Linked DNA regions of Homo sapiens: regions 1, 2 and 3 are each linked to region 4. A link is a contact called in ENCODE Hi-C or POLR2A ChIA-PET data. All regions are on one chromosome and are shown on one strand. Each heading gives the region's core, a stretch centred on a gene start or an enhancer-like site at or near the end of the contact. The rest is flanking DNA. Distances are from core to core; before and after follow the strand shown.

Region 1 (3,024 bases), core at 258-2,757, 1.6 Mb after region 4:
GCTCGCTGCGGGCCGCACCGAGACCCCCACCCCTTCCCATTATCTGCCTGGCAGTTGCCCGGGGACAAAGGTGTGCACAGTTGTGCAGTAGGTTATGAAGGAGTATCTGGGTGCCCATACACCCTAAGACCAAGACCAAGTCTTCCAGGAAGCCATCAAGCCAGCTGATTCCAGGCAAGCAGGTCCAAGTTATCAGATTCACCTGCGCAGAGCAAATGGCTAGGAAGCGGCTTCCGGATCTCTTGAAGGGCCATGCAGTGAAGGTCCGTCACCAAGGGGACCATGCCCCACAAGAAGTTGCTCCCCGCCCCCACGCCTCATTTTGATCCAACATACACCCAAGTCCCAAAGTTTCTGCGGGCTAAGGCTGCCTCCTCCATCACTGCTGAACTCCCAGCACACAGCACACAGCCTAGCACTCAGAGTGTACTCAATAAATGTAGACTTCATACCTGCAGAGCCTAAGGCACTGCTTAGGGCTGCCTCAGGGTCAATCCAAACCTTTCACTTGCCAACTGCCATTCAATGAGTCCCTACTCTGCTCCAAGCTGAAAGACATCCTAGGCGTTCCCTACAGTTCCTTCTAGTCGGGGTAGGGTCTGCCGCTGCACAGCTGACATAATTAATCACTTCCTTCCAAACCTTGAGTCCCGAAGGAAGCGGCCACACTGCCCGGCTCACCGCTCACCGGCTGGCATGGTGTCTCGTGGAGCTGCAAGTTACTTAACCTCTCTGTGCGCTTCCCCAGCCTTAGAGTGGGGATAAGCTGGGGTTTCTCTAGGCATCAGAAAAAAGAAAGCGCGAGAAGCATTCAGAACTGTGCGAGATATGATCAGTGTTCGCCGCTGTTATTTCTCTCATTTTATCCTCAGATTCGTCCTGGGGTGTCACCCCCGTCACCCCGAAAGGATCTGCGGCTGCCCCTCCCCAGCGCTTGCCTTGCTGGCCAGAGGGGCCAAGGGAACTGGTGGCCTCCCTCGGGTCAGCCTCGCCCACCGCGCCGGAGGAAGGAGATCCAGGAGTGGGGTTCTTGTCCTCCGCCCCCCAAACCTCGTCACGACTGCAGCCGGCCCGGCGGGGGCCCCGCCGTCCGCCTCAGTCTGGACCTCTGTAAAATGGGGGTAACAGCGCCGACCTGGGGGGCCCGCCCCGGGGATGAACGGCCGCCCAGAGCGACTCGGGACCTCACGTTACCAGCAGGCTGGCACGACTAGCAGGTTACGGCTCGCCAGGCGGCCGGGGCTGCGACTGACCTGGCGCCCTCGCCCAGCTCCCCATGCGTGTTGTAATTCACTGTCATGACCTTCACGGAGTCCTTGAACACCACGTTCCCCTGGCTCAGATATTGCAGGGTGCGGCGGATGGGGAAGCGGCCCTTCATGGGCATGGCGGCAACGGTGGCGGGGCCGACCCCACGGGCCGCGAGCCGAGCAGCGACGAGAAAGGACTAGCTAGCACCCGCGCGGATCTCACGCGGCTTCTCCCCAGAGCCAGGTTCCACTTCCCGCGCAGACGCACAGGAGACGCTTCCCGGCGGGCAGCGCACGCCGCGGAGCACTCTGGGACTTGTAGGCGGCCTTCGACCCGGCGCGGCGAGAACCGGTGTGTGCAGCTTCGCTTTAGGACGCCTTCCCCTTGGAAGGTTTAGGTTGTCGCGTCCTGTAAATTAGTCATTTCCCCATCCACCCACGGGAAAATATTTTTACATAGGCTAAAAGTCAGACATTGCAATAAGAAATAATCAGGAAAGCTCAGTTTGGATACCAAGTCAGCTGATAACGTCCTATTGAACGTATTGTCCATTTTTCTCCCCAAACATCTCCAGTTTTATCATGAAGAGTTCAAACTGCACTTTCTGACGTTGACTTAAACTTCTTAGCAAAAGAAAAAAAGATGGTTTGGGATCAATTCCTTCCTAAATTCAGCCACTTAACTCAGGACCTCAATTTTTTCGTAAACAAACTATGGGTGAGATGTATTTCTAGGGCCAGGCGCGGTGGCTCCCGCCTGTAAACCCAGCCTTTGGGGAAGCCGAGGCGGAAGGATCGCTTGAGGTCAGGAATTCGAGACCAGCCTGCCCAACATGGCGAAACCCCGTCTCTACTGAAAATACAAAAATTAGCCTGGTGTGGTGGCAGCACCTGTGGTCCCAGCTACTCAGAAGACTGAGGTGGGAGGATCGCTCGAACCCGGGAAGTTGCAGTGAGCCGAGATCGCGCCACTGCACTCCAGCCTGGGCGACAGAGCAAGACTCCCTCTCAAAAAAAAAAAAGATACATTTCTGAAGTACTCTTGATCTGAAAGGTATTTCTCCTTCTCTTTTGAAGAGTGATTTTGCCAGATTTAGAATTCTAGGTTAGTGTTTTTCCTTTCCCTCCCTCCCTTCTGGAGTGCAATGGTGCTATCTTGGCTCACCGCAACCTCCGCCTCCCAGGTTCAAGTGATTCTCCTGCCTCAGCCTCCCGAGTAGCCGGACTTACAGGCATGCGCCACTACACCCAGCTAATTTTGTATTGTCAGTAGAGACGGGGATTCTCCATGTTGGTCAGGCTGGTATCAAACTCCTGACCTCAGATGATCCGCCCGTCTCAGCTTCCCAAAGTGCTGGGATTACAGGCGTGAGCCACTGCGCCTGGCCCTGGTGTTTTTCTTTCAACAATTTAAATAGTTCACTCCACTCTTTTTTTGCTTGCATGGTTTCAAACAAGTAATTAAATGCAATTACATTTATAGGTATGATGGCTTTTTCCTTTAGCTTCTTTCAAATTTTCTCTTGGTGTTTGGTTTACGGGGTTAGAATAAGGTAATGCAGATCTGTAGATGTTTTGTATTTGTCCTGCTTGGAGTCCTCTGAGCCTCCTGGATCTGTGATTTCATGTCTGTCATTAATTTTGTAAAGTTCTTAGCCATTTATTAGTTCAGGTATTTATTCTTCACTCTTTTCTCTTTCTAGTATTCAAGTTAAATGCATTTTATGTCTTCTGGAATTGCCTCATAGTTCTCGAATGTTCTGGCGGGGTGATG
Region 2 (2,700 bases), core at 26-2,525, 1.0 Mb after region 4:
TCGCACCCTGCACTCCAGCTTGGGCAACAGAGCTAGACTCTGTCTCAAAAAAAAAAAAAAAAAAAAAAAAAAGTCATAAGTACCTGCAGGGAAAAACCCAACATGGGCCCTTAAGTTCCCTTTCAGAGTAGAAGGGAAGGGTTGGTGGTCAGGGACAATCCAGGGCTTTTAGCCAAAAGCGTTGAGCCCTCACTGGGGCAGCACAAAACTTGGGATAAATCCAGGTTCTAACTCTGGCCTTGGGGGCCCCGTCCCCTCTTCCTCTCTGCCACACTCTGGCTTTCTGTTTCTTCACTATGTGCACCATGGCCCTCTTTACACCTGCTGTTCTCTGCTCTTAGAACAGTGTTCCCCCAGTTCTTTGCCCCCAGTTCTTTGCCTCAGCTTCAGTGTGGCTAAAAGCTTGTTCCCTAGAGCCGAGCTTCTGGGTTTGAATCCAGCTGTATGACCCTGGGCAAGTGGCTTTACTTCTCTGGGCCTCTTTCCATCATCCGGGCTGGTGAGGAGTAAGTGAGTGAGTTGGTGTCTGGAAAGGGCTTGGCACAGGGCCTGCCCACAGTGAGTCCTCAGCGAGCTGCTGTTGTTATGAAATGTCACCTCCGCAGAGGGGCCTACTTTGTTGTTTTCTGTGTGCTGGGCACTGTCATAAATAATTGCTCATTTATGTGTTTAGTGTCTATCTCCCCTTCTGCAGGTCAGCTTGGTAGGGCTCACCCACTGTCTCCAGTTCCTAGAGCAGTGCCTGGCACATAGTAGGGTGAGTTAACAGCCACTGCTTGCCAAAGCCACTCAAACCTTTGTTCTAACCCTGGACCTCTGAGATGCAGAGGGGAAGTGACTTGGCCTGCATGACCCAGCTTTCTGACCTCGCCCACTGCCCTTTCCCCGACTTAGCTGCTTGGGCTCTGCTGTGGGGCACCTCCGTTTGGAGTATGGTGTGTGCCTCAAACACCTTCATCTGGGGCAGCGCCAGCCACCCTGCCTCATCCTGGCCCTTCTCAGGCCATCCTGCCACCGGGAGCCTGCCGTGCCTCCACCCCTCCCCCTGCAACTGGCACGGTGGCACTCTCCTTGCTGCCTCTCCTCTGCTGCCAGACTGTGGTTCTCTGGGGCTTTGGGCCAGGTCCTGCCACTTCCAAGGAGATGATAAAACAGTTTGGACCCAGTCCCCAGACCTTATGTTCACCTGCCAATGTTTTTATGAGGGGAAGGTGACAAGTTGGCTGTCTATTAGACTCATACCGTGTCTCGCCACCCCCGGCGTTGTTCCAGAGGCTTGTTCTTTGCAAAACCTGCTCACTGTCATCCACTCTTCCCCAGCAAACCACAGACTAAGAAGAACTACGTGGTCTGGCTGGTCCCCATCCAGAGGTCACCTTGCCCCAGGGTGGCACCAAGGTCATGGAGTTGGGACGTGGGTGCAAATCCTGGCCCACTGTCCTGTAGCTGTGGGACCTGGGATAAGGCTTCCCCCTTCTCTGAGCCTCAGTCTCCTGATCTGTGAAAGGCAAGGCTGATGAGGCCGGGGGTGAGGTAGAGGCTTTTCTGCAGGGCTTAGTGTGATCCAGGCAGGAGGCTTCTAGCGGAGGTCGGGGGTCTCTGAGGGTAGACCCGTACTTTGGTGGGGTGGAGGTTGCAGTTAAATCAGGAGAGGGGAGGACCTCACCCGAGGATGCTGAACCCCAGGTAGATAACAAGCCCCTGTCCCAGAGACGGCATGCTGAAACGATTTCCTCAACAGAATTCACTTTCACTACGACCAGAATATTTTTGCTCATTGTTTCGGCTTTGTTCCGGGCAAAACAATGCCTGGCTTCCTGGATGACCTCACCGGGACAAGCCATCAGGGCTGTAGGCCAGCCTGGTCAGCATCTCCGCACGAGCCCATTCTTCCCTTTGCCACGGCCACCTTAGGTGACCTGGGGGCAATAGTGTGACCAAAGAGAGCAGACTGGCCACAGGCTGAGTCTGGCCCCCTCTGTGTTTGTGTTTGACCCAGGTGGTGGTTTAGAAACTGAAAAATGTGTGTGTGCATATAAACCAGATTTCAACATCTCTTGAGAAGCTGGAGGATCCAGCCCCAGTGGGCACCAGTCCCGAAGGCACCTGCAGTAGTGGGAGCTAAGGAGAGCTGCCTGTGAGAGTCCAGACTCCTCCTGTCCCCTGGTTCCCACTCTTCCCTGCGACCTCCCCACCCCAGTGGACTCCTGTCCTTTGCCCACCAGGCCTCTGGAGGCTTTGGAGCTCGCCACGCTTGAGTTAGCCTTTCCTTGGGAGCAGATAACCAACAGATACAGACCTCATGATACAATTCAATGATTCAATCTCTTAAAGGTGTACTTTTAAAATATATATAAAAGAGAAAAAGAAAGGCTTTGATTAATTTCCACTTAAAACAGCTACTCCACTTAGAGTGATGGAAAGAGCTTCTACTTTATTATTATTATTTTTTCATCTTTTTAGAAACAGGGTCTTGCTCTGTCACCCAGCCTGGAGTGAGGTGGCATGATCACAACTCACTGCAGCCTCCAACTCCCGGGTGCAAGTGATCCTCCTACCGCAGCCTCCTGAGTAGCTGGGACTGCAGGCGCACGTGACCACACCTGGCTAATTTTTTTTTAACTTTTTGTACAGACAGGGTCCAAATGTGTTGCCCAGGCTTATCTGGAACTCCTGGCCTCAAGCCACCCTTTCACTTCA
Region 3 (3,030 bases), core at 253-2,752, 1.2 Mb before region 4:
AACAAGATAACCTCCTCCAAATGCCACTATCTTAACTTCTCTTCACGGGCAGTAGATGCTGCAAGGTCAGAGAATGAATTTCTCCGAGAACCAGGGTCTCCTTTCTTACTCATTCTCTGTTTTCACAGTTCAAGGATTGAGCACCGTACCCTCTTCTTACACTTAGAAAACAGGAAGTAGAACCTCCCATTGAGTGACCCCTGGGGGGTGAGAGCCCTCCTCCCACAACACACATAACTAAGGAACAAACCAACCAAACCAATGCGTGGGGTACCTGGGCGCAAGGCAATTGACCTTTAGAGTTCCTTCTGTTTCCAGCTGTAGGGGAGGCAGATGTCCTCTTAACGTTCTGTGGCTGGGCCTGAAAATTAAGCATACATAAGACAGATGAACAGGACAAACGTATACACATTTTATTTAATATTTTTATGCGTACGTGGGAATCTTCATAAGGAAAATGAAGACCCAAGCTGTTAAGCCCAAAACTTGTATACCATTTTAAACAAAGAATGATAAATTGTGACGATATGACAAAACAAAGGCGTCTGGGCTAGTCAGCCAGTAAATTGTGGGAAAGTAGGAAATATATGGGAGAAACTAATGGGAGAGAAGGGTTACAAGTTTTAGTAAGGTTTTGTCTGTGGAGATTCATCTCAGTGTCAACTCCCTGTCTCTGGTGATAAGAATGTTTGTTCCCTTCTTCCTTCTGGGGGAGAGGCACCCTTCCCACAAGAAGTTTTAGTCCTGCTTCAGACAGGAAGGGGGAAGTCGGAAAACCTTTCCTGCATCTGTTGTTGTTCTGTTGCCTTCAGCTCAACATAAACAATATGCCAAAGTGGCATATTTTGAGGTAGCATACTCTGACCCCCTTCACAAACCAAGAGTCTGCCACTAGCCATTGCTTCTATCCCCGATTCCAAATATGTTTTAAGAGAAGTCATTCATTTAGTCAAAACATTTATTGAGCACTTACGATAAACATAAACATTGTGATGGATTCATAGGAATATTTGCTGACACTTCCATAGTCAGGCACTATTCTAAATACTTAATGCTCATCAACTTATGTGTTCCTTATAATAAGCCTATATGGTAGGTGCTGTTATTATTTTATAAATGAGAAATGGAGGCACATCAAGGTCAATAACTCACTCAGGGTCACTCAGCTGGGCAAGTGGCAGAGCTGGGATTTGAACCAACCTAAGCAGTGCAGCAGCAGAACTCATGGCCTGAGCTACTTTGCCATATTACTTTTATTTAATCTAGCAAAGTCAACAAGACAATTGTATTAAATTTTACACAGTGTGATAAGAGGTGCACACAAAAATTTACAGCATATCCACCTCTTTACATTCTCTCTCCATCCCCTGACCCCAGGGAAAGAAGGACTGGGAGAAAGTTAGGACATCTGTGACCAGTGTTGACCCCTTGTCCTAAAACCATGAGTAACATACACAATGTTTCTTATTCTGATAGAATATAATTCTGGTTCTTAAAAAATTACTCATTCTTCCACATGTGATGTCAGACCAAAAACCACAAGTGGCTTATTTAGAAAATGAGTCAGCCTGGAAATGCTGCAGTGACAAAAAGGAGAGGCATTTACCATAGGTCAGGCAGCACCCTGGTCTGAAGGACATATGGATTCTCTCCAGCCCTTAGTAATGGGGTGGGGCTGGGGGTGGGGAAGTTCCATTCAGAAACAGCCTTCTTGCTACTTAAAAAAGACAGCCCCAGAGACTGGGAAGTTGGCTATTCAACAACCATCAATAAATATTCAGTGAATACTGTGATAAAAATTATCTACAGCTAAGATCTCTGAAAGATTGGTTGCAGTCTTCTACAGATCTTGAAGCCTTGTCTGTAGGCCAGCTTTGACCACTGTGCAACCACCTCTGCAGTTTATGGGGATTCCCTACCTATGTCTTCACCCCAGATTAGTAAAGGTAGAAAGCCTCATCCCTGCCCACATGGAACTCATCATCATCTTGGGTCAAGATAAATTAATTCTGTATTTTATTGATTTGTTCACAACCCCTTATTTTATTTAGCGCCATAAATTTTATGAGAGGAATATAAAAATGAATTAAGCAAGGATTCGGCCCTTACAAAGTTTATAGCCCAGTAGGGAAGATGTGTAAATATAAAGAAGAAAATGTAATGCATTAAGTCAAATGCAGTCAAAATGTTAGTTTGGAAAAAAAAAATAAGCTTGATAGGTATTGGTGAGGATATGAGAAGCAGAAGGAAGTCTTACACGTTGCTAATGGGGGTGCATGTTGGTACTGCCATTTCAGGGAACAATTTGGCAATCATGCGTAAACCCTATGACTCAGCAATTCCATTTCTGAACATTTACTCTAGAGAATCTCTTGCACATGTACATAAGAAACCAAGTAAAAGAATATTGGTCACAGCACTCTTTGTGCAAAGACTGGAAATAACCACCTCTCGTGGGGAATTAAAATATATGGTTTATTCATAAATTGGAATACTGTGTAGGAGTTAAATAAAATATATGAGGAATGCAGATGAGTTCAGGTAAGATATGAAAGGAGAATGAATAAGATGAGCCAGGCAAGTGTAAAATGGACCACAAGCAGCATATGCTGTTGCAGTGGGGCAAGCTTCTAGCTCAGGAGCTCAGAGAAGACCGCACCCTGGAGGTGAGCTGTGCACAGCCCACAGGACAGGAGGCACGCCACCTGCCGGGACTGGGCTGGGTGCACAGAATTCAGTCACTGAGTTTTACAGCTGGAAGTTGCATCTAGTTGCATCAAGGCCCAGGCAACTTAAGGAGTTTGCCAAGGTTACAAAGGGAGTTAGTAATAGAAGCAAATGAGTCTCAACACTAAGTGTCTGGTGGGCCACTGGGAACATTGCCTTTCCTGAAATAAATGAAATGGGTTTCATATTTGGGGGCCCTCCAGGGTGAGAGAGACTTATGGAATCATTTCACAGAGGCCAGGAGGCAAAGGGAAGAGATAGTGTTGGCTAGTGGAAAGAGCCTGGGTTTTGGAATCAAATTGA
Region 4 (2,994 bases), core at 342-2,841:
TGGACAGAGATCGCGCCATTGCACTCCAGCCTGGGCAACAAGGGCTGGAGTGCACTCTAAAAACAAACAAACAAACAAACAAAATTAGCCAGGTGGCCTGCACCTGTAATCCCAGCTACGAGGCGGGAGAATCGCTTGAACCCGGGAGGTGGAGGTTGCAGTGAGCCGAAATCGCACCACTGCACGTCAGCATGGACGACAAAGCAAAACTCCGTCTCAAAAAAAAAAAAAAAAAAAAAAAAAGAAAGAAAGAAATAGGGCAAATAGTGCAAGCAACAGAGAAAGCTGGCTGGTCTGAGCTTCGGGCATCACACTTACATACACGCACAGACTAATACTCAAACAGGCTTGACACACACATGTCCAGGCTTACACACATGGCTGTCACGTGGTCACACCCCGTTCTGCCTCAACCTTGACCCAGTCTTGAAACAGAAATAAAGGGAGCAACTACTGAGCATCCTGGGGGTGGGAAGGGCGGAAGCCCATCTTTTCACCCCTAGGACGGCTGGGCTGGGAAGCTAAGGGCGCTCAGTCGTGCCCACGCAGCCTTGCCAGGGGCAGGAGCTCCATTTCCCCTGGTCTGCAAAATGGAAGGGCTGGACTGCACCGCCCTGTCAGTGTCGGTCTCTGGTTTCATGGGTCCCTGTGGTTCCACAGGGTCACACTCCGCATCCGACCCCTTGGAGAACTCCCAACCCGAGAGGGAGGGTGATGGAAATGCCCTGAGCATCAGGACCCGCGCCGAGGCAGCCTGAGGGGAAGCGCCGGCCTGCCTCGTCTCACTTCGCCTCTGTAAAGCGGCCCCTGGGCTTCCCTCCAAAACTCCTTTCCTCCAGGGTCTCCGTTCCTCCCCGCGACGCTAGGCGCTGCGCTTCGTTTCACAGACTCACTTCCCACGCCAGGGCGAGGGCGGTCACAGACAAACCCGAGCTGGGGTCCCAGACTCAAGGGAAGTGCGGCCCAGCTGCCCCGGCGCCCCCTCCCGGGTCAGGCCGGCTCGGGCCCGGCCGGCTTGGGCCCTGCGGTCCCAGACGCCGCTCCCCAGGCCACCCCTCCTCCCGCACAACCCAGAACACGCGGGTCACGGCCGCCAGGCTGCGCCCGCTCTGCTCGCGCCTCAGCGGCGCGGAGGCCCGGACGGCGCCATGACATGAGCAGTGGTGGCGACCCACGCGCACCCGCCGCTCCGAGTGCTGCAGCCTAGCGCCCAGCGAGAGCGCGCCGCGCACCTGCCGGCTCTGCCGGCCTCCCGGCGCCCGCCCAGCCTCTCAGCGCGAAGGCCCAGCCCGGCCCACGGCGCCCGCCCGGCCCGGCCGCGCGCCTCACCAGCGGTAGCAGCCCTCCGAGGCCTCCAGCGTGAAGTTAACGCGCGTGGCCCGCGTGAAGGGCAGCAGCACTTTGGGGATGTTGAGCTTGGCCGCAGCGGCGGAGGGGCCCGCCGCCAACAGCACCGACAGCGTCAGCAGCAGCAGCCCCCGGCCCCGCGCCGCCATCCTCGCCGCGCGTCACCTCCCGCGACCCTGCGCCCGGCCGCCCGCGCCGCCCCGTTGCCCTCCGCTCCCGCCCGCGCGCGCGCCAGGCCAGCAGGTGATGAGCGCGGGGGCGGGGCGAGGGCCGTCGGCGGCCGCCGCTTCCTGGGCCTGAGCGCGGGAACTCTGGGGGCCGAGCTCGCGGCGACCCCACCCCCAGCCCGGCCCTCGCGCAGGGACGCGGGGCTGGGGGATGGGCGCGCGCCCGGGCCCCCGGAGCTGAGGGAGAAGGCTTGGGGCGCGCCCGCGGGGACCCCTGGACCCTAGAAGTCCCAAGGGGGAGCCCCCGGGGCGCCCCGCAGCACGCATCCCGCCCTGGTATTTGCCCCTGGCGGTGGAGCCAAGCCGCCGGCTTTGGACCTTGCGCTCTGGCCCGGACCCACGGTCAGCAAGGAAGGGACACATGCCCCAGGACATTTGGGATGCAGAAAACCGGCGCCTGCCTTGTCCCAGCCCATGCTTCCCAGAAGAGGGACCCCGGGCTCGCAAAGGGAAGCCACCTGCTGAAGCGCTGAAGGCCCGGGGCCCGCTCCCCCTCGACCCCCTCACACCCTTTCCAGAGAGGCCTTAAGATTCCCATTTCTCCAGGAAAAAACCGGTTGAATGGCCCCCAGATCACTCAGCCAGAGAGCCCCAAGCTCTTGTCCTCCGCACTGCACCCCCTGCGGAAGCCATTAGAGGTTACCTATAGGTCATTTAGGGCGCCAACGCTGCCAGAGCACAACCCCCTCCACGGCCCCCACACCCACAAAAGAAAGTTTAGCACCGCGGAATCCACCTGCACACCAATGGAAGGCCTTAGATTCCGCGCTGTGCTCTGTGGCTTTTAGCTGTCTGTCGTGAATTGCATGAAGGCATGCGTCAGCAGGCACCTGACTGCTTGGTGCCGCTAAAATATGAATCTAGCCTTGCAGAGAAGGCCCAGCCTAGCGGGAGGTCAGGAAAGGGTGGGGTGAGGGTGCACTGGCCGGCTGTCTGAGGAGTGCAGGAAGTGGATGCTGACTGTAACCAGGAAGACACACAACGATGCCACTGGGTGACCAGGAAGGAGAGGATAAATGTCAGTAAGGCTAGGAAGGCTTTTTGGAGGCGGCGGCCCCTGGGTTGGGCATAGACACCGCACTGGGCTTCAGCGAGGCCCGCATAGGCTGAGCCTGCCCCTCAGGGATCATGGGGCTTTTGGATGGTGATGCGGGGTGTTTGGGGTCACCCTCGAAGCCTGAGGGCCCTAGACCAGGGAATGTGTGTGTTGGGGGAAATCTCTGGAGATAACCAGAACTAAGGGGGTGAGGGTCGGCCCTGTGTGGAACCAGGTGCTCTGGGAGGGGAATTCCAACGGGCTCCCTTTGAAGAAACAAAAAACAGACTTGCGCGGAAAAGGCAGCCTCAGAGGGTATTTGTGAGGAAGTCTGTGGGTGTCTTCTGGGTTGCACAAGATTGATTTGTTTTCCAACAGGTAATC

What was found. Hi-C counts contacts between places; a loop is a spot of excess contacts on that map. ChIA-PET counts read pairs that join two places held with the same protein, here RNA polymerase II (POLR2A). Pooled maps may share reads with other maps.
Region 1: a map of naive thymus-derived CD4-positive, alpha-beta T cell shows a loop between it and region 4 (6-fold over the local background). The contact joins the promoter of MRPS25 here to the promoter of NUP210 in region 4. A Hi-C loop is called at or near these places in 1 of 168 maps with a recorded cell type or tissue (naive thymus-derived CD4-positive, alpha-beta T cell) and 6 of 50 pooled maps. POLR2A ChIA-PET finds 5 or more read pairs at or near these places in 1 of 52 experiments (naive thymus-derived CD8-positive, alpha-beta T cell).
Region 2: a map of CD8-positive, alpha-beta T cell shows a loop between it and region 4 (7-fold over the local background). The contact joins the enhancer-like site here to the promoter of NUP210 in region 4. A Hi-C loop is called at or near these places in 3 of 168 maps with a recorded cell type or tissue (CD8-positive, alpha-beta T cell and GM12878), 5 of 37 single-sample maps with no recorded cell type and 11 of 50 pooled maps. POLR2A ChIA-PET finds 5 or more read pairs at or near these places in 1 of 52 experiments (activated T-cell).
Region 3: a pooled map shows a loop between it and region 4 (6-fold over the local background). The contact joins the enhancer-like site here to the promoter of NUP210 in region 4. A Hi-C loop is called at or near these places in 2 of 37 single-sample maps with no recorded cell type and 5 of 50 pooled maps.

Annotation. Positions count from the first base shown.
Region 1 is chr3:15,063,808-15,066,831 of GRCh38, forward strand. MRPS25 (mitochondrial ribosomal protein S25) reads right to left here and starts at 1,508. Exons shown (of 4, transcript NM_022497.5): 1 at 1,254-1,508. The coding sequence starts at 1,387. RefSeq lists an enhancer at 1,488-1,667.
Region 2 is chr3:14,433,757-14,436,456 of GRCh38, forward strand. All of the region lies in intron 2 of SLC6A6 (solute carrier family 6 member 6), which reads left to right. Among named protein-coding and RNA genes, the nearest start is that of SLC6A6, 33 kb to the left of the region's middle. RefSeq lists enhancers at 843-1,754, 1,755-2,666. Within about 2 kb of position 1,276, at least 14 of the 41 ENCODE cell types and tissues checked have a DNase peak (open chromatin) inside an H3K27ac peak, as active enhancers do.
Region 3 is chr3:12,192,094-12,195,123 of GRCh38, forward strand. No RefSeq gene overlaps it. Among named protein-coding and RNA genes, the nearest start is that of TIMP4, 35 kb to the left of the region's middle. RefSeq lists an enhancer at 2,748-2,797. Within about 2 kb of position 1,503, at least 13 of the 41 ENCODE cell types and tissues checked have a DNase peak (open chromatin) inside an H3K27ac peak, as active enhancers do.
Region 4 is chr3:13,418,731-13,421,724 of GRCh38, forward strand. NUP210 (nucleoporin 210) reads right to left here and starts at 1,592. Exons shown (of 40, transcript NM_024923.4): 1 at 1,330-1,592. The coding sequence starts at 1,496. RefSeq lists silencers at 807-1,376, 1,427-1,826.